Linked DNA regions of Mus musculus: all the other regions are linked to region 2. A link is a loop called in an ENCODE intact Hi-C map of the cell type or tissue named here. Cell type or tissue: heart. All regions are shown on one strand. Each heading gives the region's core, and the rest is flanking DNA. Links, peaks and the distances in the headings are about the cores only. Region 1 overlaps Sarnp (SAP domain containing ribonucleoprotein). Region 2 overlaps 9030616G12Rik (RIKEN cDNA 9030616G12 gene). Region 3 overlaps Dgka (diacylglycerol kinase, alpha). Region 4 holds the start of Rdh5 (retinol dehydrogenase 5).

Evidence for each region. Hi-C counts contacts between places; a loop is a spot of excess contacts. Peaks named below come from ENCODE experiments on the same cell type or tissue, not always from the same donor. Only the 100,000 strongest peaks of a DNase experiment are listed, where the experiment ranks them.
Region 1: it touches region 2 in a loop (8-fold over the local background); 16 of 42 quality-filtered maps call a loop at or near these places.
Region 3: it touches region 2 in a loop (5-fold over the local background); 8 of 42 quality-filtered maps call a loop at or near these places.
Region 4: it touches region 2 in a loop (2.5-fold over the local background); 15 of 42 quality-filtered maps call a loop at or near these places.

The regions. Positions count from the first base shown.
Region 1 is chr10:128,840,964-128,848,775 of GRCm38, forward strand. It overlaps Sarnp (SAP domain containing ribonucleoprotein), which reads left to right. Exons shown (of 11, transcript NM_025364.3): 5 at 5,569-5,620; 6 at 7,274-7,347; 7 at 7,798-7,812. Among named protein-coding and RNA genes, the nearest start is that of Sarnp, 23 kb to the left of the region's middle. In heart, for the core only: a CTCF peak has its summit at 4,699 (motif pointing right); no DNase peak of the experiment used is centred there.
Region 2 is chr10:128,973,986-128,981,797 of GRCm38, forward strand. 9030616G12Rik (RIKEN cDNA 9030616G12 gene) reads left to right here. Exons shown (of 2, transcript NR_152816.1): 2 at 3,618-4,128. Among named protein-coding and RNA genes, the nearest start is that of 9030616G12Rik, 6.7 kb to the left of the region's middle. In heart, for the core only: a CTCF peak has its summit at 3,720 (motif pointing left); a DNase peak (open chromatin) is centred at 3,726; H3K27ac peaks cover 1,143 bases.
Region 3 is chr10:128,730,192-128,738,003 of GRCm38, forward strand. It overlaps Dgka (diacylglycerol kinase, alpha), which reads right to left. Exons shown (of 24, transcript NM_016811.3): 2 at 6,818-6,953; 3 at 6,454-6,527; 4 at 5,950-6,085; 5 at 5,640-5,717; 6 at 3,897-3,946; 7 at 3,374-3,448; 8 at 3,074-3,193; 9 at 2,792-2,906; 10 at 1,133-1,221; 11 at 877-996; 12 at 414-512; 13 at 1-68. The coding sequence starts at 6,881. Among named protein-coding and RNA genes, the nearest start is that of Dgka, 10 kb to the right of the region's middle. In heart, for the core only: a CTCF peak has its summit at 4,371 (motif pointing left); no DNase peak of the experiment used is centred there.
Region 4 is chr10:128,911,976-128,919,787 of GRCm38, forward strand. It overlaps Rdh5 (retinol dehydrogenase 5), which reads right to left and starts at 7,322. Exons shown (of 5, transcript NM_001358527.1): 1 at 7,172-7,322; 2 at 6,278-6,622; 3 at 5,905-6,163; 4 at 2,160-2,323; 5 at 1,613-1,961. The coding sequence starts at 6,587. The coding sequence ends at 1,738. It overlaps Cd63 (CD63 antigen), which reads left to right. Exons shown (of 8, transcript NM_007653.3): 5 at 1-88; 6 at 186-326; 7 at 463-546; 8 at 700-847. The coding sequence ends at 765. In heart, for the core only: CTCF peaks have their summits at 1,437 (motif pointing left) and 3,771 (motif pointing right); DNase peaks (open chromatin) are centred at 1,426, 1,926 and 6,336.

The DNA of each region.
Region 1 (7,812 bases), core at 1,833-6,832, 130 kb before region 2:
TCACTAAGGTGGGAACATGGCAGTGTCCAGGCAAGCTTGGTGCAGGATGAGCTGAGAGCTCTACATCTTCATCTGAAGGCTGCTAGCAGAATCCTGACTTCCAGGCAGCTAGGATGAGGGTCTTAAAGCCCACACCCACAGTGGCACACCTATTCCAACAAGGCCACACCTACTAATAGTCCCACTCTCTAGGCCAAATGTATACAAACCATCACACAGTCTCAGCTAGTGAATCAGTTTTCAGACTTGAGCCAGTTTGCAGACCTGGAACCAAGTGAATGAAGGGGTAGTGAGGTTCCCCTGAGGAAGAACCTTGATAAGATACCTAAAAGTTTTGCAGTTAGCCTTTCTTCAGTTCTTTCCCAGAGAGACCTGCGGCCTTTTGCAAGGATAACTACCCTGGGGGAAAGGGAACAATTAGACTTTCCGGGGGACTTTTGGATACTAGTTCTGAATTGATGCTGATTCCAGAAAATCTCAAGAAACGTTGTTTAACCCCATTTAAAATAGTGGTTTATGGAAGCCAGGTGATTAATGGAGTTTTGGCTGATGTCTGACTCACAGTAGTTATCCAGTGGTTACTTCCCCAGTTTCAGAATGTATAATTAGGATAGATATATTTAGAAGTTGGGAGAATTCTCACATTGGTTCCCTAACCTGTAGAGTGAGGACTTTTATGGTTGGAAAGGCTGGATGGAAGCCTTTAGAGCTGCCTCTGCCAGGGAACATAGTGAATCAGAATCAGTATCTCATCCCTGGAGAAACTGCAAAAATCAGTGCCACCATCAAGGACTTGAAAGGCGCAGGGGTGGTGGTTTCCACCACATCTCCCTTTAATTCTCCTATCTGGCCAGTGCAGAAGACAGATGGGTCATGGAGAATGACAGTTGACTATCAAAAAAAAAAAAAAAAAAAAAAAAATCAGGTAGTAACTCCAATTGAAGCTGCTGTACCAGATGTGGTGTTCTTACTTGAGCAAATTAACACACTTTCTGGTTTCTGATATACAGCTATTGATCTAGCAAATGCCTTTTCCTTAATACCTGTCCATAAGGACCACTAGAAGTAATTTGCTTTCAGTTTGCAAGGCCAGCAGTACACCATCACAGTTTTGCCTCAAAGATATATTAACTCTCCTGCCCTGTGTCGTAGTTTAGTTAGAAGGGATCTTGATCATCTGCTCGTCTAAGTGCACTATATTGGCAATGTTATGCTGAATAGACCAAGTGAGCAGGAGTTAGCAACTACTTTGAACTCATTGATAACATATATGTGTATCAGGATAGGAAATCCAGCCAAAATTCAAGTACCTTCTACCTCTGAAATTCTTAGGAGTTCAGTGGTGTGAGGCATGCAGAAATATTCCTTGTGAAAGAAACACAATGTTTAATGGGCCTATTTGAATTCTGGGGACAGTAGATTCCTCACTTGGGTGTGTTACTCCCAACCCATATACCAAGTGACTTGGGAACGTTGCTAGCTTTGTGTGGGGCCTGGGACCAGAAGAAGGCTCTATGACAAGGCCAGGCTGCTGTGCAGGCTGCTATACCCCTTGGACCAGATGATCCAGCAGACCCAATGGTACTTGAGATATCAGTGGCAAATAGGGATGCTGTTTGGAGCCATTGGCAGGCTCCTATAGGTGAATCATAGGAGTCCTTTGGGATTTTGGAGCAAGGCTCTACCATCATCTTCAGACAACTATTTTTCCCCTTTGAAAGGCAGCTCTTGGCCAGCTATTGGGCCTTAGTGGAAACTGAAGGTTTGACAATGGGCCACCAAATTACCATATGACCTGAACTGCCCATCATTATCTGGGTGTTACTGGACCCACAAAGTCATAAAGTAGGACACGCTCAGCAGCAATCTATTGTCAAGTGGAATTATACGCTATTGGGCTGAGCAGGTCCTGAAGGCACAAGCAAGTTATATGAAGAACTTTCCTAAATGCCTGTTTTCACTCCTATAAGGGGTTGGGGGGACAGAGACAGTGCCTGTTGTAATGGCTATTCTTGGTTGTCAGCTTGACTATATCTGGAATGAACTACAATCCAGAATTGGAGGGCTCACCTGTGAACCAGATCTTGAGGCTGAAAGACAGTTTCTGACCTGGATCTTGGCATGGAGATCTTGAGGCATCGTGACCAGGAAAAGCTTAGGTCCAGGAAAGGTAGTACACGTCTGTAATCCCAGGAGACTGAGGCAAGGAGATCTCTGAGTTCAAGGTCAGTTTGGGACAGAGCAAGTACCAAATCCACACCTTTAATCTGGGCCACGCCTGCTGGAGGCCTGCTGGAGGACCTTGGAAGAAGGAAGATCCACTCCTTTTCAACGGCTTGCATTTACTCGCCAGCACATTTGTTAGAACCTACTTCTACAGAAAAGTAGCTTAAAAAACTAACCTTGTGGAACTGAACAACTACTGGATTCTTGCACTTGGCATCCACAGCAGCCCATTGTTGGCTTAGATGGACAACGGACTGTAAATCTTCACGATAAATGGAGAGACATTCCGTAAGTTCTGTGACTCTAGAGAACTCTAATACACCTGGACTGAGGATTTGAAATCTCAAAGCCCTCCTTTCCTCCAACAAGGCACAGCTAATAATGCCACTCCCTTGTGACCAAACATTGAAATCTGTGAGCCTGTGGGGGACTTTCAACAAGGCCATACCATCTAATCCCACTTGGGGCCTACTTGTAGAATTTGTAGCTGTTACTGTTCAAACCACAGTTACTTTCCAGAACATTTTTTTTTTGTTTTAATTTAATTTTCCCCACTCCCACTTTTATCCTCAGATTAAACTGAGGACCTCATGTATACTAAGTATACAGTCTATACTCAGCCTGCAATATAGCTTTATAATTAGATATAGTACCTAGAGAAAATGATTTAGTGAAATAGTTTTAAAGTAGTTTGGGGATTTCTGGTACAGGAATAAAGAGCAAATGAATGTAGCGGTAATTAGCTTGTTTGGGTTAAAAGTAAAGAGGTTTTTTGAAAATGGGTCATATTAGAATATGTAAAGTAGGGGCTGGTGAGATGGCTCAGTGGGTAAGAGCACCCGACTGCTCTTCCGAAGGTCCGAAGTTCAAATCCCAGCAACCACATGGTGGCTCACAACCATCCGTAACGAGATCTGACGCCCTCTTCTGGAGTGTCTGAAGACAGCTACAGTGTACTTACATATAATAAATAAATAAATAAATCTTTAAAAAAAAAAAAAAAAGAATATGTAAAGTATAAATCTCTTTTAATGGCTTTAATCCTTTTAATGGATTTTGCAAGAAAGACATTAAAAACTGTCCTGGAATTAAGTATATAGACCAGTCTTGCCTTGAACTCACAGAATTATACCAACAGAATTGGATATAGTAATACTGCTTTGCAGAGAAATAGTTATGGTTTTAGGCAAAATTATATGGAAAGATTTTGAGTCCTTATATTTAGGGAAATAATTTTGTATGTGACTGAATAGAGAAATTAGCCAATTAAGAATAGAAATTTCCCATGAATCCTGTGAGGGTGTGATGTGCATTTATTGCTTGGGTTTAATGTGTCTAAGGGAATTGGAATATAATATGAGAAGTTCCCTCTCAGGTTCTCTTTTTACTCTGAGGTTTACTGTAATGATTGTTTTTCAAGATGTGAACATTGGGTTAAGTCCCCAGCTCTCAGTGAAACTAGATGCAGTGTTGTGTGTTAATAATCCCAGCACTAGAGAGGTGGAAGCAGAAGGATCAGAAGTTGGTAGCATTCTCAGCCAAGTATTTGAGGTACTGTCTCAAAAACAACAAAAAAATAAACCAAATCAAAACGTGGAAGTCATTATCCTGATGTTGATGGAGAAGACTGGCTCTGGCTTTCCCTGCCCCTCAAGGATTGGAATTTAAAAGGTGTGTGCCACCAAACCTAGCTTTTGCCCCTGTCTTAGGAAAAAAGAAGTAAAAGTTTATGTTTTACTTGAAGTCCAATTTCATTAAAAACAGTTTTACTGGGCCTGGTGGATCAGGCCTGTTTGGTTTGTCTCACGACAAGGTTTGTGAGACAGCCTGGCTGTTCTGGGGCTTGCTCTGTAGACAAGGCTGTCCTTGCCTCTGCCTCCTGAGCACTGGTATTTGTTTTTTGAGGCAGGGTCTCTGTAGCCCTGGCTGTTCTGGAATTTAGTATATAGATCAGTCTTGCCTTGAACTCACAGATAACCTCTTGTCTCTGCCTCTCAAATATAGGACTTAAATGTGAGTGCTACCATGTCTGGCAGTGCCCATTCTTTTAATCCCAACACTTAGGAAGCAGAGGCAAGTAGAGTTCAAGGCCATCTGTTCTATATAGGAATTTACAGGCCTGCCAGGGTTATAAGGTGACACCCAGCATTAAAAAGATAAAAAAGGTAGGGGATTGTATAGTAGTGCACACCTGTAATCTCAGCATTAGAGAAGTGGAGGAAGGAGAGTTAGGAGTTTGAAGATAGCTTTGGCTGAATGAAAGGGGCCATGTTTCAGACAACAGCAATAAAAAAAAATGGAGAGTTAGCAAACAGTCTGAATATTCCAAGGCTGATTAGAATCCCTTGTATATCCAAAAGGAAATCTCTTTACATCATCTTACGCCTGAAGTTATGTGTAAATATACTTCTCTATCTTGTTTTAAGTTTTTTTTTCTCCTGAGCCAAAACAAATATTGTAGGACTTCCTTATGGTCAGCAGGGGGCATTCTTTGCTTGCCTGTTAGTCTAAGGACTTCCAACAAAAAGATGGAGGAGAATCAGGTTCCAGAATTGCTTCCTCTGAAAATGTCATTAAACCATTACTACCTTTCAGGGCATCAAATGGGAAAAGTGTTTGGGATATTGGAACAAAAGCTGCCCATGTCTCTAAATAAGGGACCTTAATGAGACTGGTTATGACCCGCAGTTTTATGGGAGTTGTTTGTTGGAGAGTTAATGCCCTTCCATTTATCCTGGGGACTTCCGAACTTTGTCTCCTGCCCCTGCGGTCCCCCTCTTTTGTTTTCTCTTAAGCCTTTTGACCAGTAACTCGCCATGTTTTCCTAATTCAGCCTTTCTTCTCCCACCCACTTCCTGTGGCATTTTTATTTGTTCTGCTTTGACGGTTTCAGCTAGAGCTACAATCCCACGGGAGCAATAGGGACTTATAAAAGAAGGAAATCAGGGCTGGTTCAGCGCTAGTTAAATATTGTGATAAAAATTGAGTTTGTATATAATTGGAGGTTGGAGATACAGTTCTTAGTTCAAAAGTAACTATAAAGTGTCTAAAAGCAAATGAAATGACTTATGTGTGTGTCCCTTCATCCCTGTATTTTTAGCCTGACTTCTTTGCTGATTATGGTCTCGAACTTCAGTTAAAATAACTTAGTTTTATTTTAATTTTTCTTCTCAGTTGATGACAGTTCAAGGAGTCAGACTTGTTATGGACTTCATGTTTCTTTGGATTAAGGGGTGGTAGACACATGTGGGGCAGAGGATATAACTCAGGTGATTCTTGCACATTTCTAATGCTTTGGGTTAAGATAGCAGTTTTCTGACTTTTAAAAATCTGTCTTCTTAGGGCATCGGAAAAGAAGGTGGTAAAGATTACATCTGGGATACCTCAGACTGAAGTAAGTATTCTTTTTTAAATTTTAATTGAGGTGTGGGTGGGGCTGTGAATGCATAAATGCCATGGTATATGTGTGGATAGAGGACTGCCTTCACTTTGTTGAGGTAGAGGTCTCTCCTTTAAAAACATTTTTTAAAATTACATTTTATTTATATATGGGGGAGCCGTGTTTGTGTGCGAGTGCGCTTGTGTAGGTCAGAGGACAACTTGGGGGAATTGGTTTTTCTTCTAGCATGTGCGTTGCAGAGATAAAACTTAGGTTGTCTGGCTTGGCATTAAAGAACATTACTCACTGAACTATCTTGCTGAACTTAGTCAGGACTCTTGTTTCCAGTGCTGTGATGTGTACACCAGGCTAGCTGGCCCATGAGCTTCCAGAAGATGACAACCTCCCATCTTGCCACAGGAAAACTTGGTTTATAGCTGTATACTAGCACATTCTGCCTTTACATGGGCTCCTGTTATCAGACTTGCACAGCCTGCACTTTCAACTACTGAGTTCTCATTTTTATATTTATTTTTTGTTCCTTAGAATAGCAATTTACTTTGTAGCTCAGGTTGGCCCCAAACAAAATCTTTGTACTTCAGCATCTCGGGTGTTAGGATTCTAGGTATGTGCCACCATGCCTGGCTGTTCCTGTTTTTAACCTTTTCTCTGTCATCATCATTATGTAAAATTTTCATTTAGGGCTGTTAAGTTGGCACTCTGGGTAAAGATCTCTGTGGCTAAAGCCTGAGTTTGATCCATGTAAATAATTTATTCATAGACAAATTATTTAAGGGAATTAGGGGAATATTGACAATTGATGTTTCTTTCTCCACCAACTCAGGAAAATATTTGGACTGGCATAGTGAGTTGTTATCTTTAAGCTGTCATAGATTACATATACCACTGTAGCCTTAATAGTAACTTAATAAGTCTATAGGTATAGGATTAGAGTTTGAGAGGATTGTGTGTACTTTGGAAAAATAGCAATGGCAGATACTCCTTTAAGTTGTTAGTTGTTAGCTGGTGAGAGTGAAATTTCTTTGGATTCTATCTCAAGATGTTTGAAATCAGGTTTCATTTGAGATCTTGTGTTCAGTTTTGTACTTTCAAGGTAGAGGGGTTGTTGTTGTTTTTATACAGGGTTTCTCTGTGTAGCTCTGGCTGTTCTGGAACTCACTGTGTAGACCAGGCTGGCCTCGAACTCAGAGATCCACCAGCTTCTGCTTTTTGAATGCTGGGAGTGTACCTCTATGCCTGGCTTATAGTTGAGATTTATTCACTTCTTTTAGAATTCAGGCAGGAAGTGATGGTGGTGGTGGTGGTGGTGGTGGTGTTTTTAGATTACCTGTACTGGAACCAATATGCTCCTTTGATATACTATCCCCCCCCAAGATACACTTTTTCAAACAAGATAGAACTTTTGGGGTTTGTGTAGAATATGGATTTTATTCTTTTTGTTTTTGAGAATGTGAATACGGGGAGAGAGAGAGATTAATTGATTGATTGCTTTCTAGAAACAATTGTTGTGTTAAGCCTTAGAATGGCTGCTACCTGATATGGTCTAAAGTTGTCAGTATTTCCGTTAGATCTTAAGAAATGACCATAACCAATTTTTTTTTTAAACAAGAAATTACAGTTTTAATTTTTTCATTTAATATCACTTAGAGAATGCAGAAGAGGGCTGAACGATTCAATGTACCTGTAAGCCTGGAGAGTAAGAAGGCTGCCCGGGCGGCTAGGTGAGTGCTTCTACCTGTTTGGATACAAGATAGAAATGTTATGGTGGTGTAGGGGGTCAGATCTTTGTTTCTTGTTATAGTTGTTGGTTTTCAGTAGAAGTGTTTTCATTGAACTTAATGAATACAGTTTGGGTCATACTCAGGACATTTCTGCTGATTTGGATGTTATAGCTTTCACTGAGTTTTGCCATCTTTGGTCAGGGTTTTTATGATAGGTAAAAGTCAGGAACTGGCAGCTGCTCCTGAGTCTGAAGAGTTCGTTTAGTGGACTCCTGGACTGTTGGTGAGAAGGAGAGTAAACTGAACCTCTTTCATGGGGTTGTTAGAATTAGCTAATGATTGCAAAGTTTGAGATCACAAGAAAGAAGTGTCATGCACCCTTGACACGGACACAGACAACTAAGGGTGTGAACAGCTTCCTAAAATTTAGCTTGTTTTTTCTTCTTACAGGTTTGGAATTTCTTC
Region 2 (7,812 bases), core at 1,793-6,792:
TGGCTCAGTGGTTAGGAGGACCCACTACTCTTGTAGTAAAAGCCCACTGGACAATCCAGTGGCTCTCAACTGCCTGTGGAGTATCAGCTCCAGAGAATCTGCTACTCTGGCCTCCGTATGTATTTGCACTCAAAATTAAAAAATGGAGGAGGGGATTTGTGCAGATGTCTTTCCAGGGGAGAGACATAAATAGCCTTAAGCACACAGAGGATAGTCAGCAATGCCACTCACATTCACTATGATGATCAAAATAACAAAGTAAGAAATATGGTGAGGACACGGGACCATTAGAAGCTTAATTCACTGTCAGTGGGAATGTAAACAGGTGAAGCCTTTCTGGGGAACTGTTTGGCACTTCCTTAATACACTAAGCCTAGAGTTATTACATGACTTGGTGATCTTATTCCTAGGCATGTATCCAAGAAATTTGAAAACATTGGTTCACAGAAAAACTTGTCTGTGGATGTTCACAGTTGCTCATAGAAGTCCCGTGTGTAAACAGTTCAGATGCCCCCAGAATGGATGAACAGACAAATAAAGTAGAATATATCCATATAGTGGAGAATGTATCCACATAGTAGAGAATGTATCCATATAGCAGAGAATGTATCCATATAGAGGAGTATCATTTGGCCATAAAGACTGAAGGACTCATACATGCTATGTTGACGAACCTTGGAAATTAGCATTGAATATTCTAAAAAAAAATAAATAAAACAAAACAAAAAAATCCCTAAAATAAATCTACCACACGGCCCAGCTATTCCACTTGTTGGCCTGTGGCCAAAGGACTCAACATCCTACTCCACAGACACTCGTTCAGCCACGCTCATTGCCACCATGGTCACAACAGCTGCAAAACTGAAACAATCCAATTGTCCTTCAAAATATGAACAGTTAATGAGCATGTGATAACTATACACAGTGGAATTCTACCCAACTTCAAAGAAAATAAAATTACAAGTAATTGGACAGACTGAGAAGAGATTATTTTGAAGAAGGTAGCTCAGATCTGGGGGAAAAGTCTCACATTTTTTCTCAACTGCAGATTCTAGCTTCAAATCTTCAGGGTGAGTATACAGTGTGGAGTAACTGCAGAAACCAAGAAAATATCACTGTGCCATGGTAGGGTACTAGAGAGGCGAATGGAAGGATACAGGAGATATTCAGTAGGAAGCTTAAAAATGAAGAGGGGGCTCCAACTGGGGAGGGAGGGAGGTGAATACACAAAAAGGAGAGTTGAAGGGCAAATCAAAGGATGTTGAGTCCTTTGGCCACAGGCCAACAAGTGGAATAGCTGGGCCGTGTGGTAGATTTATTTTAGGGATTTTTTTGTTTTGTTTTATTTATTTTTTTTTAGAATATTCAATGCTAATTTCCAAGCCTCAAGGAATAATATTATTTTATAACTATCCCAAATGACACACAATACATACAACTTATGTGTATACACATATGAGCACATATACATTTAATTTATATTAAATTATATTTGTATCAACATATTTAATATAATGTATAATGCATAATGTATAGTGTGTAGTGCATAATGTATAATGTATAATGTATTAGATAATGTATTATTGAATGTATAATATATACTATAATGAATAATGTATAGGATTTAATGTATAATGTATAGTTATAATACATAATATACAATATAATATATAACACATAATGTATTATGTATAATATATAATACATAATGCATAACATATAATATGATTTATGATATATGATATGCGATATACAATTTATGATATATGACATATAACATATGACATGCAACATATAACATATAACATATTTACTATGTAATATTTAATGTAACATATTATATAAAATATATAAAATATGTAACATAAATATATTAATATATTATATGTACTAAATGACATTAATTAACTTAGGCTGACAATACTCCCCATAAGGACTATAGGTGAACGTAGGCCCCAGTATTAGGCATGAGAAGTCTTTCAAATCATTAGCTAGGGTAGTCTGGATGACTTCCAAGACAGTATAGACTAATGATGTGGCCCTTTGTTGCCTCTCAGAGGTTAAATGTGATTGCTGAAGACACCATAGACTTAGGACCAGGGTTTGGGTTACTGGAGCTCTGGATTTAACTTGAGAGCCTTCCTGTGGTCTCGCCTCCATGGTACCAGAAATATTATGCAAGCTGTAACACCTATGACCAGTGAGTGACCAGCACAGCAATCTATCCCTGAAGATGCAATAAGTGCACTCCTATGCTGGTGTCTAATTGGGCTTAAGGCATACTCAGTGGGAGGGAAATCATGTTTGCTACTAGAAACCTAGTGAACTTCACCAACGAGCGAGATCCTGAACCTTAGCAGAGGGCTTTCCTGCCACTTTCCTAGACCAGCACGGTTCCTTTCTACATTCTAAAGCTTATCCTAATATCCACAGTACAAGCTTCTACCCCTCATCAAAAAAGCATTTCTTTACAGCGAATGGAGACCACTGAACCCCACAACTGGACACCACACAGAGACCAACAGATTGTGGAAAGTCCAGGCCAAAAAGATATATCTACATCACCACATCACCACAGTCCCTTTATCTGCAGCTCAGGAAACGTGGTGGCAGAGGGGATAGACAGATGACAAGAGCCAGAGTACCAGGAAGTCTGCTGTGAAAAGTCTCTCCTAGAATGGCTGAATAACAAGACATAAACAGTGGTAATATCAGTGGACTTGCTGACATAGAAAGGAGGAAATTTTATGGGGTCCTAACCCTAGACAAAGAACTGAAGGCAACTGACGAACACTTGAGAGGGAGAATTAGCTTCTAGAGTAGTCAGTCCTGAGAACACACACACACAAACAACAAACTGGACTCAGCAGGTTGTAGTTACATATTTGTATACACACACATCTATGTACATGTAACACTAATAAAGACAAAGAGACTATCAATTTGAGGGAGGTCTGGGAAGAGCTGGGAGGGGGGTACCTGGAGGGAGAAAAAGGAAAGGGGAAAGTGATGTATTTATATTTTAATTTAAAACTGAATAAAATGTAAAGATACTACATTTTAAGAAAAATTATTTTATGTGTATGAATGTTTTGCCTGCATGTATGTCTGTGCTGCTTGCATGATTGGTTACTGTGGAGGCCAGAGGAAGCCATTGGATCCTTTGGGACTGGAGTTATGGATGGCTGTGAGGAGCTATGTGGGTGCTGGGAATCAAATCCAAGTTCCCTGGAAGATCAGCCAGTGTTCTTAGCTGCAGAATCATCTCTCTAGTCCTATACCTCAAATCAGAATGATTCTCTTATGTAAGATATCTCCAGAATATATAAGTCTATAGCGAGACACTAGGTTAGTGGTTGCCAGTCAAGGCACTGGGTGAGGGAAGGAAGCAGGGTGGCTGCTATGTGTACAAAGTTTCCTTTTGTCATCATGAAAAAAGTTTCCAAAATTGGTTAGTGGCCATGGTTGGAAAGCCCTGTGAATCCTCTAAAAAAACCACGGAATTGAATACGTTAAAGGAGTGGATTTTATGGTTCTTGTATTATGCCTCAATAAAACAGTAAAAAGTAATAAAAATAAAATAAGAACCCTTTTGTTGCCTCTCTCTGTCCAAACAGAAATGGTAACAGCAGTTTTTATTCTGGTTCTCAACTGGTGGCGGAGGTTGTCCCCCAGGAGACGCTTGGTGGCATCTGGTGGAAGGCTGCTACTGACATCTAGTGGATAGAGGGCAAACATTCTAGTGTGCGTGGAACAACACTAAGGCTCCAATGACTGTGGAGTGAAGGATGAGAAATTCTGCCTTTAGTCAAGCTCCATCACGAAGCCGCAGAGCACAGGATGCATCCGGCCCCTCCCACAGCCACAGAGGGCCTTTGCTGCAATGGTACACGCTCTGCTGAGGGCAGCTGTTAGATCGACCCCAGAAAATTCACTGTCAAGGCTGAGACCACAGTCATCTTTCCAGGACTGTCCTTGGGAGACCCTTCTGTCTGGTCTTAGTTCCAAAGATAGCTAGCTCTCTCTCCTCTTTATTTTAAATCACGGACACTGTTAGCTCTGGAATGGACTATACTGTCCTTTTGGAGTTGGCTATTAAACAAGTGTGAGCCAAATTTGGGACCCACACATACGAAGGTCTTAGGATGTTTTTTAGTTTTCTTCCTGACTCCATTTTATATCACTACCTTAAAAAATGATTTTCTTTCTCTTTTGTTTCTATCATTAGATCTTTGCCATATTGCTCTTTTGTATAATATGTTGCACTTATGGACTGTGTAAGTAAATGTAAATAGTGAGGGTGGGAGCTGTGGCTTGGAAGTGGGCAGAGTCTGGCAGAACTCTGTGTGTGTGTGTGTGTGTGTGTGTGTGTGTGTGTGTGTGTGGTGGCAGGTGGGGGGTGAGGACTGTCTCTGGAATTAATAACCTCTCCACAGCCCTATTCTCTCCAGCTCCCAGAGCCTGGTTGCTGGCTGCAAGGCAGATGTGAGAGAACAAGTAGGTGTTTAGAGGCTTTGTAGGACAACGGTCTCCTGATGTTGTAAGGATCTGGGTGTTCAGAGGACAAGCAACAGATGTGGGCTCAGATCTAGTGAGAAAAGAGAGAACCCGAATGTAATCAGGGTAGAGTACATTATCAGGGAGTATCCTGTACTGGGATCTAGGTATTTGGCCTCTGGATTCAAGTCTCAGTTCCATCTATATGGACCACACACCACACAGCTTTGCAGTCACTTGGCTCTTAGTTTTCTTACCACTGAAAAAAGGCAGTAATAAATGCCTTCAAGGCCCAACACCAGGCAGACTTGAGAACCAAACTGGGTGTTACTCGGATGCTCCTCTGCTCATTGCTGAACAGCAAACTTTTCCCTTTTTTAAGTGTTGAGGGACAAAAATAATTATGAAGTTACTGTGGCTGTAATTACTGCTGCTCTGTGCAGAGATGCCCTCATTTACAGCAGGTAATTACTGCTGCAGAGGCCCTGGGGGCTATGAGGCTGGGGAACAGGCCTAAAGGAGACAGGAAGCTGAGGGTGACCTCAGGGAATTAATTAAAACTTAACTTAGCAGTTTGAGGGAGAAAGTATTTGCTAATCGTTAAGTTGCATCTGGTTGGAGGCAAGTTAGGAGTAAATAAGATCTGGGGTGGAGAGGCGGGTGGAGAGGCTAGTGGTTCTCTCAGGAGCTCTTATTAGACAGTAAATGAGAACTTCACTCAACATTTTCATTAACAAACAAACAAACAAACAAACAAACAAAAAAACCAAGCCAACCCACCTCAGCCCAGGAGAGGCAGGAAGGGACCTAGGGTCAACGCCTTTTCCAGTTGTGTGTGAGTGTCATGATCTCTTGGGAAAAGTCCAGCACAACAGCACTATTTTAGACTCAAGAGGTCATTTGTGAGGGAAGTTTCAGCTTCTGAATCATGTTTACTGAAGTATGAACTTATGTGCAGTAAGATTGTAACTTAACAGTATAAAGTTTGACAAATGCATAGTCATGTAACCATAACCAATATGTATCCTCCACAATCCCTCCCCCTTACAATTAACCCTTTCCTGATCTGTTAAAATCAGAGATCTGCTTTCTGTCAAAACAGTCACATTCCATCACTAAATGGTTTCTTGTAGGAAATTGTGGATGGATATAAAGTAATCCCAAATTAAGTTGTGAAAGTCAGATAAATTTAAATAAGTTTTCTTTAGCATGCCAATGAAATAAAGCCTGCTTTAAATTATATATATATATTATATATATATATATATATATTATATATATATATATATATATATATATATATATATATATATATGCCTCAATGGCAATATGTAAGAGCATGTTTGTAAAGGAATACATACATACATACATAAATACATATATAAATACATACATAAATTTTTATCTCCAAAAATATTTACATTACAATTTATAACAGTAGTAAGATCATAGTTATAAAGTAGCAGTGAAAATAATTTTATAGTTGGGGGGGTCAACCACAGCATGACGAACTGTATTAAAGAGTCATAGCATTAGGAAGGTTGAGAACCACTGCTCTAGAATAATCAAAAAGAATGAAATCTTGCACAACTTTTGTAAATTAAAGCAGCTTACTCATAAAGCTGTCTTAAGACAGATACAAATAGCTAGTCTAGTTAGAGGAAACTGTTCTAAAACTGACCTTGGACTGAATCTTTGTAGAGCTTGAGACAAGACTGAAGATGGCCTTTGGTGTTATTACTAAGGCTTTGACTTATGGCTAGCTCACAGAAAACACAGAAATATTTGAATATTGGAATACAATCCTTTAAATAATGGATCAGAATTCTACAGAATTTCTCTAAGGGACCAATTCAGCTACTAGGCAGAGGCACAGGATTCTCATAGATGTTCCTATATATGCAACTGGGACTGACTTAAATCCACCTTCATTCCTGCTGTGGAAAGATATGAAAATACTAAGCCACAATTCTGTATGCAGGCACATACCTGTGTCTCCTCAAGAGTGGCACCAATTCTTTCCAGGCGTCAACCTTATGTTCATCAGCATCTTTGTCTTTGCACCCGGGGGTGAGCTGTGGCTGACATCACACACAACCCCACTGCACCAGGGGGTGAGCTGTGTCTGACATCACACACAACCCTACTTACTGCATCAGGGACTGAGCTGTGTGTGGCTGACATAACACACAGCCCTACTGCATCAGGGGGTGAGCTGTGGCTGACATTACACACAGCCCCACTACACCAGGAGATGAGCTGTGGCTAACATCACACAAAGCCCTATTGCATCAGGGACTGAGCTGTGGCTGACATCACACACAGCCCTGCTGCACCAGGGACTGAGCTGTGGCTGACATCACACATAGCTCCACTGCACTAGGGGTGGCTGACATCAGAAACAGCTCTATTGTACCAGGGGCTGAGCTGTGGCTGATAACACACACCGCCCTACTGCATCAGGGACTGAGCTTTTGGTAATGTTGCATTCATTTTTAACCTCTGTGATGTTGGTCAATAGCTGCTGGTCCCATCTGTTTTCCCATTGCTCTTCAGTTCCTGCTCCGTGACTCTTGCCACGTCCCCCTACCAGTTCACATTCCACACAGGAGTATGTGTGTGGAAACTTCCTACTTGAGGTGAGAGTAAATCTCTGTGAGTAAATATTTCTATAGCCCAGGGCCTTGTCCTGGGCTTCCCCACACCCCTTTCTGTTCTCTGGCACTCAGGGAATGCTTGCCTTAAGGGCATCAGGAAATCATTGCCTAACTCTTGCCTAGTGTAATCATTCCAGGAAGAGACTCTGGTATCCCTCCCTTAGGCTATTGGACTGTTAAAACAATGATTCCCCACTGGTTGACTTTTCCCCTAGGAATGTCATGATGAGCAATGGAAAAAGCAGAGACCTGGTACCAGGCAGAGGGGAGATATTCAAGGCAGTTCTGCCACTTTGTAGGCCACCCTGTAAGAGAGGTTGGAGCTGAGGCCCAGGTGGTGAAGGAACTACATCTTGACCAGGACTGCTTAGTTACGCATGCCCCTCACCTTCTACTTAACCCTCGGCCCAGAATCTTTGTTCCTCTTCCTAGTGTGGCTATACTGGTTTCCATTTTTGGATTTTCTCTATTGTCTGCCTAATTGGCCTACAGAGGATGGGTGACCCAGCCTAGCTTGTTGGGGGCCAGGCTTTGACTCTAACCCAGTAATAATGCTTTCCTCTCTCCTCATGCAGCCATTGCCCATGTTCTCTTCAGTTCTCCAATACAATGCCATGTGGAACAGTGGGTCCTGTACCCGAGGCTGCTGTCCTGCAGG
Region 3 (7,812 bases), core at 1,903-6,902, 240 kb before region 2:
CGAAAAGCCTCAGGGGTGCACAGGCTTGTATCATCTGTGGTCTTGTGTTTGCACTCTTGTCCAGATACCTGGAGACAATGAAAGAGAAAGATGAGTTATCCAGGGATCCAATGGGGGGGTCTCACTTGGATCCTCTGTTCTAAACGCCGCTCTGGCTGGGTATAGTGGCTCACACCTATCCTATAATCCCAACACTTGGGAGGCAGAGGCAAGCAGATCTGAGTTCAAGGCTAGCTTGGTCTGCACAGCAAGTTCCAGGCCAGCCAGGGCTACGTCGTAGTGAGAAACAGTAACAAAACTCTATACCAAACCACAGGTATTCCATGTGTAGTGGTATGTTCATAAGAAAACAGGGACACTTTCCTGTTCAGGGAAAGCTCCTGTTCCCTGCCAGCTGCTGTTGAGAGACTTACCAGGACGCTGGGGTAGATGGAACACGGAGGCAGGATATGATCACGGAGCAACCCACAGTCACACTCAGGACCTACAGCCTGCAGACAGTCATCATGGATCTAGGAGCACAAAAGGGAAACAGAAATCATGCAGGGGACTTTATTAGTTCTCAGCTTGAGAGTATGGACAGGAAAGAAAGCCCTTGGGAACAAGAATAACTATGGCAGTAAGAGAGTAGAGAGGGCAGCAGGTAAGAGCACCCGACTGCTCTTCCAAAGGTCCGAAGTTCAAATCCCAGCAACCACATGGTGGCTCACAACCATCCGTAATGAGATCTGACTCCCTCTTCTGGAGTGTCTGAAGACAGCTACAGTGTACTTACATATAATAAAATAATAAATCTTAAAAAAAAATAAATTAAAAAAAAAAAAAAAGAAGAAAGAGAGTAGAGAGGGTCTCTCGAGGGACAGTTCCTGAACTGACCTCCAGGTGGCACCACACACAGTGCAGTCCTGTTAGGCTGTGGTAGGTCCGGATCTTTTTCTGGCAGCGGTCACAACGCCCGGAATGACAGCCTCCTCGAACCCATAAGTGTGACTGGACCTTGGGGGAGAGAGGCAAGCCCTTCCTTGTCTGGGAGCACCTCGTGTGAAAGGCAACGAGGGGCAGAAGAGGGCTAGGGACCAGGGCTAGGATAGGGTTAGCAGTGTAGGAATGAGCGGGCATGGGGGTCACTCACACCAATGTCTTTCCGAGACTTGGCATAGGTGCTGACTTCACAAGGCTGGGCCTTCATGGCACAGTGGTCATGAACAATGTACTTACAGACTGGGGAGAGGGAAGAAGGTCAGAGCCTTAGCGGTGGCCTATTCCCCCTCTTCTCCTTTCTTGGGAGTGAGGAAGGGTCACTCACTGGAACAAGACATGCAACCTTGGCTGCCAGGTTATGGTAGAGAAGTTTGCAAGGGCAAACTTCACCTCAGTCTCCTAACAATGCAGATGCTACCTCCTGTCTGTCTCTACATTGTCCCTGTGCTAAGTTTGGAACTGAGCTGGAAGCTCTTTGAGAGTTTGAGGCAAGCCTGGTCTACATATCCAGTCCAGGCTGGCCAAAGCTACACAAACCTGTCTCAGTAAAATAATCGACTCTTTGGTGTACTGCAAAATAATAATGCCTCCGCATGCATTTATGCGTGTGGGTATGTGTGTGACACAATGTATGCAGAGAGATCAGAGGACAGCTCTCTGGTCAGTTCTCTCCCTTTATTTCAGGTTCTAGGGAATCAAACTCAGAAAGTCATGTTTGGGAGCACCTGCCTTTACTCACCGACACTCATCTCACATCACTGCTTGTTTGTTTTGAGACAGAGTCTTATGTAGTCCAGGCTGTACCTTTAAGGCTGGACTTAAATTAAACTTCCTCTGTAACTGAGGCTGGCCCTAAACTCCAGATCTTCCTGTCTATAGCTGAGGAATGCTATTACTGCAGGCATGTGCTAGCAATAACAGTATCCACATATTTACTGTTCACAGTTATCTCCCTTTTCAGTCAAGGAAACTAAAGGTTAAAGAAAAACATGAAACTGGGTATGATGACTCACTCCTTTAATGCAACATTCAAGAGGCTGAGGCAAGTTGGGTGTGGTGGTGCACACCTTCAGTCCCAGCACTTGGGAGGCAGAGGCAGGGGGGAATTTCTATGAGTTTGAGGCCAGCCTGGTCTACATAGCAAGTGCCATGACTTGAGAGAGACCCTGTCTCAAAAACAAAAAGAAGGAGGAGGAGAAGGAGGAAGAGGAAGAAGAGGAGGAGGTGAAGGAAGCAGTAGCAACAGTAGCTGCCATTGCCACTACTGAGGCAAAAAGATTGTTGGGAGTTTTGCGATCAGTTTGGGCCATATAGTTCCAGGCCAGCCTGAGCTATAGTGTGAGATACTGTCTTTTTATTTACTAGGTTTTCTAAAAAGATATATTTATGCATTTTATGTATATGAGTACACTGTAGCTGTCTTCAGACATACCAGAAGAGGGCATCAGATCCCATTACAGATGGTTGTGAGCCACCATGTGGTTGCTGGGAATTGGACTCAGGACCTCTGGAAGAGGAGTCAGTGCTCTTAACCGCTGAGCCATATCTCTAGCCCTACAAGTTTGTTGTTGTTGGGTTTTTTTTTTAAATAACAAAGATTATTTTTAAAAAAAGACATATATAGGCTTGGGCTTTAGCACAACATACAAATAATAATAATTAATAACAGAAAGTTATATTGCTTCCCCAGGATCATAGAGAGTGAGTAGCAGAGCCCCAAAATCCAAATCCTTGTTTCATCTGAGTTCATAACATCGCGTCCTCACTAACTCCTGAGCTTCCCCGCTCCCACATTCCCGGTGTGACTCACAGTTACAGCTCAGGCCCTGTTTGCCAAGGCTAATGCTCTGTTCGCACAGGTTGCAGTAGACCAGTCTGGTGAATCTCTTGGGTCTCCATATATGGTTGCCATCATCTTTCATAGTCTAGGAGGTCACAGAGGATGCCAGCTTCTTAGAAGGCTAATCCCTGGTTCTCTGGTGAGTATATTCCAAGACCGCACTCGCCCTGCCCTTGCCAGCCTTTCTCACTCACCACGTCCATCCCCAGCCTTTCTCACTCACCACGTCCATCCCCAGCCCTTCTCACTCACCACGTCCATCCCCAGGAGCACAAGCAGTGGCACTGTGGTAGCCCCAGCACGGACCCACTCGTCTAGAGACACAGAGCCACTGCCGTCCTGATCCATCTCTCTCATCATCTCCTGAAGGATCTGATCAGACAGGAAGAAAGGCCTTTGGCTGGGAGTGGTCCCCAGACCCTCTCCACCATCTCCTAGGACACCACACAGTCATGCTAGCAGAGGAACCAGGTACCCGTGGGAGATGGGATAAGGCAGATACAGGACCGTGGGGGGTAGGGATGGAATAAGGAAAAGGACAAGCTGCCTCACCGGTCTCAGCTCAGACACATCCCAGTCTAGATATTCGGCCACTCGCATCATCTGAAGGATGATTTTTTCCACTTCCTGAAGAAAAGAGGGTAAAAGCCACAGATAGCCACTTACTATGGCCACTATACAAACGTCCTCTAGAAATCAGGGCTCCTGGATTCCACTTCCAGAATCACCTCTTGTTCTCAGGTACCTCTGACAAGTAAGTATTTATAGGCTTCCCATCTCTTGGCTTCTCTATTTTAGAGTCCAAGTTCTTGGGAACTGCTTCCATAGTTAGTTCTAGGGGACTAAGTATCTCCTCAATACCACTGTCTTCTGCTTTTTTTTTTTTTATTTAATGCTGGGGAGAGGGTAGTTTTAGGGATGAACCCAAGGTTTTCTGTATGCTATGCACGCTCTGGGCCATTAAGCTACACCCCCAACCTTTTCTCTGTTTCTGGAAACCCTGGAAAAGTCTAGGTATGCGAACACAGGCAGATGGACAGACTCCCTTGCCCAGCACACAGGTCCCACAGCTCACCGTGCTATCCAGGATCCCATTTCTGTCCATGTCATATAGCTTGAAGGTGACTGTGAAGTGTTTGAGCAACTGGGTCAGTTTATGCGAGAGATCCAAAGAACTCATCCCCAAACCAGGCATGGTGGCCCTGTAATCCCAGCACTTGGAAGGCAGATCTCTATGAGTTCAAGGCCATGCTGCTCCACAGCATAGGGAGTTCCAGGCCAGCCAGGGAGTCATAGTGAGGCCCTGCCTCAAAAAGAATATTAAACACCACAAAAACAAACCCCCAAGAATTCAGAAAGCAAGAGAAAAAAAGAGATATGGAGGGGATCTTGAAGTTAGGAATAGGACTGACAGGCTGGAGAGATGGCTCAGCAGTTAAGAGCACTGACTGCTCTTCCAGAGGTCCTGAGTTCAATTCCCAGCAACCACATGGTGGCTCACAACCATCTGTAATGGAGTCTGGTGCCCTCTTCTGGTGTCTCTGAAGAGGGCAATGGAGGTATACTCATATGCATAAAATAAATAAATAAATCTTAAAAAAAAAAAAAAGAATAGAAATTGACAGAGCAGATCAGAAAGAAGGGAGGCACAGGGTATACAGTTGTAATCCCAGGACTCAGGAAGCTAAGGCAGGAGGATAGACAATTTGAGACCAGGATGGGTTACACATTGTGAGACCCTGTCACATACAAATGAAACAAAAAAGGGAAAACAGCCGTGCATGCCGGCCTTGGTAAATACAACGGAGGCAGCACACACTTCTATGTGCCATCAACATCCGAGGCCACCTCCGTGGGGATGTATAGACATGGGAACTGAAGTGACTGTGGCGGGTAGCATTAGCTGTAGGCAGCTCAGGAGAACAGAGGAAACAGGAAACAGGCCTATTTTCAGGTCTCACCTTGTTGCCTTTAGAAATCTCAAAGGAAGGAATTACAGAGACAAAGTTTGGAGCTGAGACAAAAGGATGGACCATCTAGAGACTGCCAGCCATATCCAGGGATCTATCCCATAATTAGCCTCCAAATGATGACACCATTGCATACACTAGCAAGCGTTTGCTGAAAGGACCCTGATATACCTGTCTCTTGTGAGACTATGCCGGGGCCTAGCAAACACAGAAGTGGATGCTCACAGTCAGCTGTTGGATGGATCACAGGGCTCCCAATGGAGGAGCTAGAGAAAGTATCCAAGGAGCTAAAGAGATCTGCAACCCTGTAGGTGCAACAACATTATGAACTAACCAGTACCCCGGAGCTCTTGACTCTAGCTGCATATGTATCAAAAGATGGCCTAGTAGGCCATCACTGGAAAGAGAGGCCCATTGGACATGCAAACTTTATATGCCCCAGTACAGGGGAACGCCAGGGCCAAAAAGTGGGAATGGGTGGGTAAGGGAGGGAGGGGAGGGTATGGAGGACTTTTGGGATAGCATTGGAAATGTAATTGAGGAAAATACATAATAAAAAAATATTAAAAAAAAAATCTCAAAGGAACCGGGCGTGGTGGCACACACCTTTAATTCCAGCACTCAGGAGACAGAGGCAGGTGGATTTCTGAGTTCGAGACCAGCCTAGGCTACAAAGTGAGTTCCAGGACAGCCAGGGCTATACAGAGAAACCCTGTCTCAAAAAACTAAACCAAACCAAACCAAATAAATCTCAAAGGAATGTGGAAAGGGGGGCTGGGGAATACTTTCCTCCCCTCTCCCCTTTTCCACCCCCCCCTCTTTTTCCTGCTTAAGAACAGCAAACTCACACTCTAGCTTGTCTTCTGGCCGGCCACCTTCTAGGAGGGTGAAGTAGCAGTACACATCACTGAGACAGATCACATTGGCTACAAGATGAAAACATGGCAGATCCAGGGTCAGATCTACTTTGGGTCTTCTTGTGCTTTTCTCAGCTCTCCCTTTATCTTTCTTTTTACTAGCTCCTAGCTCAGTGAGACCACCTTCTGCCTCCCTCTCCCTTGATGAGATCACAGTATGTGACTATTTCAATCCTCACTCCCAAATTCAAACTATTTCGACACCCCCCACCCCAGGCCAGCCCTACCTGCTTAATCGTACCTTTTGACTTGGTCTTCTCAGCCGCAACTTGACTAGTATGGAAGGACCAAAACAGAGCCCAGCATAGGTGATGGGGAACCTCCTCCATTTCCAGATACATTTTCATGAATTGTTCAAATCCTAGGTACCCAATGGCCTGTGATAAAAGTGAGTGTTATTTTGAGGAGTCTGCAAGATGGAGAAGCTGGGGACTGAGGAATGGGGGTAGATGATGGATACAGAGTTCTGATAAGCACAAGAGGCAGAATATGGTTTCTTAGGCCATCTCCAGAGTTAACTAGGATCTCTTGTTTTGTTCTAAAGCAATAGCTACAGTAACAACCAACAACGGGGTCTTTACAGGGGAGAAAGCAAGAAGTGGGCCCACAAAAATCCCCAGAAGTTGGGGATCCCAGTGGAGAGGTAGTTGAGGAAAGAGTGCCCCGTGCCACTTACATCTCCCTGGCAAAATCTGTTCATCTCACCATCGTCAAAGACCTTCAGTACATCCCCCGTGCCACTTACATCTCCCTGGCAAAATCTGTTCATCTCACCATCGTCAAAGACCTTCAGTACATCGCTGACCCTTTTGGTGGAGTCTGAGTAAGACAAGAACACAAGGATAGCCTGGCCCTCTGTCAGAGTTCCACTTGGACACCCACAGGTCAAATGGGTCAAATGAAAGGACACGTCAGCTCTTCCACAGCAATAGCCCTCTTTCCCCTTTTGAGGCCTGGGGCAAGCTGTCAGGAGGGAAGGTGGATAGAGGCTGGGGCTCCAGCATGATGGGCTATGTAAGGAGACCACCAGCTCCAGGTGGCTGGGACACTGGCATGCAGTGTCATGAGAATGAAGTCTCCAGAATGGAAGGACCAGGAGAAAGACTCACATTCTATGTACTTTTGCAGCTGAGCGAAGTCTTCTGGGCTGATGAGGCCCTTCTCTTTGGCCATCCTTCTTCTCTTCCTGAAGTTGATCACAGAGACAGCCTGGTAGTACAGCTTCTTGTTTTTCAGAGGGTTAGCCTAGGGGAAGACCAGGGAACTGGATAGTGCCAGTTGTTTGCATTGGGTGCTTCTTTTCCCTGTATTCCTCTCTTCCCCGCCCCCCCGCCCCCACCCCCACCCCAGTGTCTGTTTCTAACTCTCCCCGACAAGGCCTGTCCTGTCTTTCTTTCTCTGACTCATCTCTGACATTTTCTTTCACTTCTGTCTCTTTCTTCCACTGGGACTTCTCCCATCTGTCTTGATTCATCTGACCACTATCACCATCACCCCCACTGCCCGCCCCTCCCCCCACCCCACCCCCTCCCAGCTCCCCGGGATGCACCTGGCCTTGTTCAGTCCCCACCCCCCACTTCAGGCTCTGTGGTCCCTCCCCATCTCCGGTCCTCCCAAGGTCCTTACCACCTCAGCACACCTCATAAGGCAGGACCCCATCTTGCTCCTCCTCCAGCCACCACTCCCCCGAGCCACACCCCTGCAACGACCTCTAGCGCTTCGGACACGTGACTCCGAACTAGCGGTGGCTGGGATCCTACCTAGCTAGCCCTGTTTATATCCCGGGGCTTGGGGCTTTCTAGGGACGGGCGGGGACTTGGCTAGTGGGACAGGAGGAGGTTGGAAAGGAAGGCTCCAGTTTCCTCGGTGCAGGGCGGTTGAGCTGCAGGCTGCAGGCTCAGCTACGATGCTAGATGTTCCACTTTGCTGGGTTACCAGGGTTTGTGGAGCCCCACCTTTTGGTACTGGATTCAGGAATCAAACAGGAACAATTACTAGGTACTGACTAATATCTGCCTTAAGGACTGAATAATAAAAAGGGTGACGTTTCTTGATGGTGTTATTTTGTTTGTAAAGGTCTCCCTACTATGTGGCTCTGGCTGTC
Region 4 (7,812 bases), core at 1,360-6,359, 62 kb before region 2:
AGAGTTTAATAAAAGCTTCCAGCAGCAGATGCAGAATTACCTTAAAGACAACAAAACAGCCACTATTTTGGACAAATTGCAGAAAGAAGTGAGTGGGATGGCCGGGAGGAGGGTTAGCCGGGATAGAAGATTCTCAACTCTGAATTAAAGTGGAGGTTTCCCTCCCATCCCTCTTCCCTTCCTAGAATAACTGCTGTGGAGCTTCTAACTACACAGACTGGGAAAACATCCCCGGCATGGCCAAGGACAGAGTCCCCGATTCTTGCTGCATCAACATAACTGTGGGCTGTGGGAATGATTTCAAGGAATCCACTATCCATACCCAGGTAGGGAGAAGGAGACAGGAGATGCTTACGGGATCAGAGTTGGGGGATGAGATCTGGGGATAGGGGTTGGGAGAAAGGGACAGGAGGAGGGAGGTAGAAGTTTCTGTTGGTATTCATGCCTGCCCCTTCCCTTCAGGGCTGCGTGGAGACTATAGCAATATGGCTAAGGAAGAACATACTGCTGGTGGCTGCAGCGGCCCTGGGCATTGCTTTTGTGGAGGTGAAGAATGCTGTGGGCTGGGGGGGGGGGGTCTGAATCAGCCCAGGGCATCTGGGGAGCAGGAGGCACCGGCCTGGGAACAGTGGCTGTTGGATGGGTTTGGGGAAGCTTGCCCTGCCTCCTCTCCACCCTCATTTCCATCTTTCCTTTCAGGTCTTGGGAATTATCTTCTCCTGCTGTCTGGTGAAGAGTATTCGAAGTGGCTATGAAGTAATGTAGGGGTGGGGGGCGTTTGGTCTTTTCATGGAGTGGATTCTCCAGGTTTTTCAATTAAACGGATTATTTTTTCAGACCTAAAAAAGGAGATGGTCTCAGTTTATCTTAGAGTGATGGATGGCCCCTTCCTTTTCCTTCTCCCTGTCGCTGCCCTGAAATTAGGCAGGCATATTTAGGGGCATTTGGGGAAAGGTGTATTTTCTTGAGGGTGTTGGTTGGGCTGGCAGTGGAAGAGGTGGGGAATCCAGAGGAGGTTGTAGCTGAGTGCTCTCCTCTGCCCCTGGCTTTGTGCTGCCTGCTTAGCCTTCAAACAGTGTTGCCGCAGCATCCTTGAGGCCATCTCCTGCATAAGTCAAAGGGAGTTTCCATAGAGGTCCTACGCAGTAGAGCCTGGACATGTCTATTTTGGACAACTTTTTGGCTTTCTGATGCTTTGAGGGCCAGCAAACTCCTCCCTCAACCCTCAAGAAGAATGTTTAAGAATTTTGCCGCCTGTGTGGCAGTGTCCCTGAGTTTATTTCCTTCTTTCACGGAAGCCACCCAATCTGGCTATGATCACTTTTCATCACTTTCCCTTCTATCCCCAGGAAAACTAGACAATGGTGTGCCAGGCGCCAACTAGGAATTCTCATTTCTCTGCTGAGAAAAGCGCCCTCTGGTGGCCATCTCTCCAAGTGCTGCACCAAAAAGCATCTGTAGGTGCAAGGTAGCTCCTTACACCACCCAGTGTACAATAGAAGTTTCGCAGGCACTAAAGAGGCAAGAGAGTTTGCTCCCTGGGCAGCTTAGGGATTTTAGATACTTAAATCTTGTCAGGCTCCCACAGGTACCTTCATTTCTGTACACCTGCTTTTTGATTTAAAGCAATACATATTTATTGAGAGCCTAATTGGTATCAGAAACCAGGCAGCACTGGGTAGACACAGAAATAGATGCCTTGCTTTTCAAAATCAGCCTCTTGCTGTAAAGCTGGAATCAGGAGACTGACTGGGCGGGCCGGGGAAGGATCCAGGTGAGCACAGCATCCACCACCCTGGCTGGAAGGTAGGAGGCAGGCAGCCAGAGCAGCTTGGCATCCCAGCCTGGGCTGTAGCGTGTTCGGGGGTGGCGAGCAGTCAGGGCATGCTCCAGGCAGCTGGTCACCTTCGTTAGTTCTGGGTCACAGATCAGGTTCATGATGCGGCGCTGTACTCGAAGATCTGTAGCTTGGAAGATGCTGTAGTTAGCGTGCATGCTCTCACTGCCGCTCCTCCATCCCGTGCTAGATCCTTGGGCTGGTTGCCAGGTTCAGGAAGTGACAATATCCCCTCTGCCTGCCCTTTTCTTCCCTATGAGGCCTGACCTTTCTGGCCCTCTCTTTTTCCCACCATGCTCCCAATATGGGCCCAGCTACTCACAAGTATCGAGGAAGGCTTCCCCGTAGTGGGCCTGTATAGCTGGAGGTAGCCGGGCCCAACAAGCCTTCAGGGTGCTCTCCAGACTCTCCAGGTTGGTCACAGGGGTTCGAAAGAAGCCAGGCTCCACAATGGAGACTTGTACTCCGAACGGAGCCATGTCCCGCCTGGAGGGTGGGCAGAGAGGTTCCTGTGTTTTAACTCAGGTTTCCAGGAGTGTGGAATCTAAGATGGAAAGGTGTCACAGGTAGGGACATGTGTCCGACAGGAAAGGCTATTGCTGGTTGGCCTTGGATGGGAACACAGGAGTTTTTTGTTTTTACTTCCTGGTGGTGAGGATAAAACCCAGGGCCTGTGTGTGGTAGGTAAGCAACTGAGCTACATCAATATCAGCCCCCAGCCCAGGGCGAGGTATCATTGGGCATGTTTTTCTTGCATTTTCTTTTTAAAGAAGATTTGGTGGTTATTTATATGTGTATGGCTGTATGAGTTCCCGTGTACCATGTGTGCAGGAGCCATCATTGGTCAGAAGTCATTACTGGAGTTAAAGGCTATTGTGAGCCACCTTGTAGGTGTTGGAAACTAAACCTGGGCCCTCTGCAAGAGCAGTAATCATTTATCCTGAGTCATCTCTCTGGACCCTTGTTTTTGTTTTTTTGAGACAGGGTCTCATGTAGCCCAGGCTAGCTCTGAGCTAAGTAGCCAAGGATAACTTTGCACTCTTGGTAACTTCTGTCTCTACCTCCCATGTGTTGAGATAACATGTGTCTCTCTTCTCCCTGAGACAGGGTTTCTCTGCATAGCCCTGGCTGTCCTGGAATTCACTTTGTAGACCAAGCTGGCCTCAAACTCAAGAGATCTGTCTTCCTCTACCTCCCAGGTGCTGGGATTAAAGGCATGTGCCACCATGCTTGGCTTCTCTATTTTAATATTTTATTTTGTGAGACAGGGTTTCACTATGTAGTTGAGGCTAATCTTGAAATTTTCTTTTACTTAGAAAAATTGTATTTGCTTTATGTATGTGTGTGTGTGTGTGCCACTGGCCATGTGTGGATGTCAGAGGATAACTTGGTTCTCTCCTACCAAGAATGTCCACCAAATTCAGGGTGTCAGGCTTGCAAGCAAGTGCTCTTAAGTGCTTAGCCATTTTGTTGGTTTTCATGTAGCTATGTAGTAGAAGCTGGCCTTGAAGGGGGTAAAATACAGGTGTGTGACCACCATGCTTGGAGTGTATGTGTGAGACAATATCTTGTTGCTTGGAGTGTGTGAACATGCACGTGTCTGTGTGTGAGACAAGGTCTTGTTATGTAGCCTAGGCTGGCCTCAACTCCCTGCTTCAGCTTTTGTAGTTTTGGGATTGCTGGTGGGTATTACTATGCGTATCTCTCCTGTGTATTCTATTTTGTGATCTAGACTAGTGGCTAGTAAGCTTTTTGGGATGGTGGTGCACAGGATCAAGCCTGAGACCTCATGCTGCAAAAGTAGCCCAGATTAACTTAGAATTCAGGATCCTTCTGCCTTAGCATCCTGTTCCCTTACTTCTTCAGAAGGATTCCTGTAAATGTGTACAAGTGTGAGTGGGGTATGCACATGTGCATGAAGGCCACAAGAGGGCATCTCATTGCTTGTGATAATGAGGGGTCCTCATTATTACACTGTGAGAAGTCTCCCTACCTACCCCGCCCCCTACTTTTTCTTTTCAAAAGATTTATTTTATGTAAGTACACTGTAGCTGTCTTCAGACACACCAGAAGAGGGCATCAGACCCCATTACATATGGTTGTGAGCCACCATGTGGTTGCCGGGATTTGAACTCAGGATCTCTGGAAAAGCAGTTAACTGCTGAGCCATCTCCCCAGCTCCTACTTTTTTTTTTTTTTTTTTTTGGTTTTTTGAGACAGGGTTTCTCTGTATAGCCCTGGCTGTCCTGGAACTCACTTTGTAGACCAGGCTGGCCTCGAACTCAGAAATCTGCCTGCCTCTGCCTCCTAATTGCTGGGATTAAAGGCATGTGCCACCACACCAGGCTCCTACTTTTTTTTAATAGTAAATTTTGAGGTACTACAAGCTAGACAAAACGAACGAATGTTTTTATTTTGAGATGGGGTTTCACCATGTAACTCCTGACTGGACCAGAACTTGCTATGTAGACCAGATTTGCCTGGAACTCACAGAACTACTGCTTCTGCCCCAAGTGCTGGGATTAAAGGTGTGTGCCACAATGCCTGACAAAATTAATGTGCTTTTTTTTTTTTTTTGTTATTGCTTTTGTGTTTTTGAGATAGGGTTTCTCTGTGTAACAGCCTTGGCTGTCCTGGAACTCACCATGTAGGCCAGGCTGGCCTTGAACTCATAGAGATCTGCCTGCCTCTGCCTCCAGAGTGCTGTGATTAAAGGTCTGTGAATGTATTAATATAACCATTTACATATGTTAGGAAACATTATTAGCCTGAAGGCAGCTGAGCCCATCTGGTTGGTAACTGCAGTTTGCCAGTTCTTGATCTAGAGTCCCAGGAAACAAAAGACTGAGTCAAGTACTAGGAGTGAGGGATCTAGATTGGTATCAGCTGGTAGGTGACTTGGTGGGTGAAGTGGGTGTATATTCCACTGGCTGGGCCTGGCTTGTGTAGAGATCCAAGTGTAAAGCTATGTCGCATGAAGCTGAGTGGGAGACAGAGAGAGGGAAGGGGCCAAAGGAGACACTGAGACTATCCGTCTAGTAAGGTGATGAAGGCAGACTTCCTCACTAGCTGGGCTTACTGGACTCACCTGGGCTTCTGCCCCAAATTCAGACTCTATGCTCCCACCATCCTCTTCAGCTCCTTTCTGTTCTCACCAGCTTTGAATATCACAGTTTAAAGTGTTATGCAAGCCCTCAGTGGAGGCATATGTCTGTGATCCCAGCACTCGGATAGTGAGTTTGAGGCCAGTCTAGGCTACATAGTGACCCCGTGTCTTATAAACCAGAAAAATGAGGGGCAGACCTGACCTGGGGGCATGTCTCAATGCTCCTCTTTAGTCCTATGGTAGTATCATTTATATAGAATGGTTGAGAAAATGAGAAATATTAGTTTTTCTATTATAAATGGTGATATGCAGGTCTGCGAGGTGATTCCTAGAAGAAGGCCTCTTGCCATCAACCTATAACCTCAGGAGGGAACAGATTCCTGTCTAAGTTTATTTCAGCACGTATGCCACGGTACCCATGCATCCATAACAAACATGGATGTGTGGATGAGTAAATGCCTGTCCAGGCTTTCCCTAACATCTAAGCACTGCTGGGTGCTTGCACACAGCTCACTTCACTCTGAACCCCCATAAGGCAAGTTTCACTTTGATTTAACAGATGTGGAAGAAAACCAAACAACAAAACCAAAACACCAGAGAAGTAACCTAGTCGTGTGTGTGGTGGCTCAATCGGCTGAGGTAGGAGGATTGCCGAGTAGTCCATCCAGGGCAGCCTGGACTACAGAGTGTAACCCAGCATGGTGTCTGTGAGTTCCAGGCCAGTCAGCGTGACATAGTGAGACTTGCCTCAAAAACTATACATATGCACGTGGGCATGCATGCGTGCACACAGGTAAATTAGGGACACAGTTTGTATGTGATAAAGCTTGGGGTTTCACCTACAGCCCTATGTCTGCTCTTCCATGCCTCCTGTGTTGTTCCACTCCTGTCTTCCAGCCTGTGTCAGTCTAAGTACAGATCCCTGCCCCTCTCCAGGCTACGTAGGCCTGTGCACCCTCACCTCAGGCTGTCAGAGAAGGCCTCCAGGCCAAACTTGGAGACACAGTAGCCCCCGCCATTGGCTGCTATGCGGCCCAAGACACTGGTGATGTTGACCACCCGACCCCTGGCCTGCTGTAGCAGGGGCAGCAGGGCAAGGGTGACACCGATGGGCCCCAGTGTGTTCACACTCAGTACTCTCTGGAAATCATCCTGTGTTAGCCATGGTGTGGGCCCGATGATACCAGCTACGCCAGCGTTATTCACCAGACCAAAAAGTCCTGTGGGAAGATGACAGAGATGGGGACGAATTGAACCCTGTTCCTCTCCCACAGCCTCAGTGAGTCCTGGGACTGCTGTACAGACCAGGTTCCTGGGGGCTCCACTACACGTACCAGTTTCTCCAACACGTGTCTTCACCCACTTGGCAACTTGCTGGACATTCTGGGGATCAGTGATATCCAGTAGTGTTGTGTGGAGGCGGGAGGAGGCCATCTGCTGCAGGTCTTCTGCTCCAGAGGGGGTCAGGCAGCCGGCCAGGACTTGGAAGCCCTTCTGGTCAAGTTGCAGTGCCAGAAGGCGCCCAAAGCCAGAGTCACAGCCAGTGATGAAGATGAAAGCATCACTGGCCGGCAGGCTCTGCCGGTCTCTGAGCAACCACAGCACTGCCCACAGCAAGGCACCCAGAAGCAGAGGCAGCCACATGATGGGATGAGATGCCCTGCTGAGGGCAGCCTAGGCTGGGCAGGAAAACTTGTCATTTCCTCTACCCCTTTAGCCTTGGCCCCTAACATTTACTTAGCTGGAAATGTCTGGTCTGAGCAGATGAGACTATATGCTTGGCAGAGGATTGGCAAGCTATGGCTTATTGTGTGAAACAGATTATGGGCAAGCACTTTGTAGCTAATGAAATAAACCTGAGCTGGTCCTGTGGGCAGACCTATCCCTGTGTGAGAGCAGAGGGACCTGAAGTACCATTCTCTTACGAAACCAGGAACATCAAAACCCTCTAAATGTATCCTTGTCTTGCTTTTGGAACCAAGAACCCTCCATTTCTGTCCTGGTAGCCTCAACATTACTGTGTGAGGCGGGACATCTTCAATCTATCTTGGAACCTGTTTTTTCATTTAGTAAACTGGGCTACAATACCCACCAGACCCATCTCCGTGTTGTGGAGATCAAGGGGATGGCATGTGAAGGCAATTTTTGAAGCCTAAAGGCCGAACCACCACTATACGCCATCCTTAGCCAGTCTTTTTTATAGCATCCCCATTCCCACCACCACTTACCTCTGGGGAAAGCTGGCAGGCAACACAATGTGTGAAGCTGTAGCTTTCTGTCTGCTTGAGAGACTTTGCTCCTAGACTTCCCAGGCTCCCACACTAGCTACAGCTAAGGCCAAAGTCTGGAGTGGGTGGACTCTCGCTGTGGACCAGGAGTGTTAAGCGGCTCTATGTTTGCAGGAAAAGGGCAGCGACAAGGAGGAGGAGCTAAGAGGCTGAGGCCTGCCTGGCTGAAGTTAGGTTTTGGCAGAGGGCGGCCCCACCCCCACCCCCAGGCAGCCTTTCTCAGCCTGGGCTCCTGACCATCTATGCCATTGTCTCCTAGGAGGTGGGAACTAAGAGGGATGGCAGCTGCCCCTCTCTGTGGGTGTCCCTGGATCTGTCGCTTTTTTTCTTCCTTCTCAGCCCTAAAGTGTCCCCCAAGAATTAATCTCCAGCCTGGCCCAGCCTCATGACACTGCTTAGCACAGCCTGGAAGAGCATGTGAGCGAGGCCAAGAGCCAGAGCTGAGGACTCACTAGTTCAGCTTCTGCTCCCTGCCTTAATTCTGCTCTGCGGGAAACTGAAATCTGGAAGTAGAAAGTTTCAAGCAGAGACCATTCACCTCTGGGCAGGCCTGGGGGAACTTACTTTCTGCTCACCCAAAG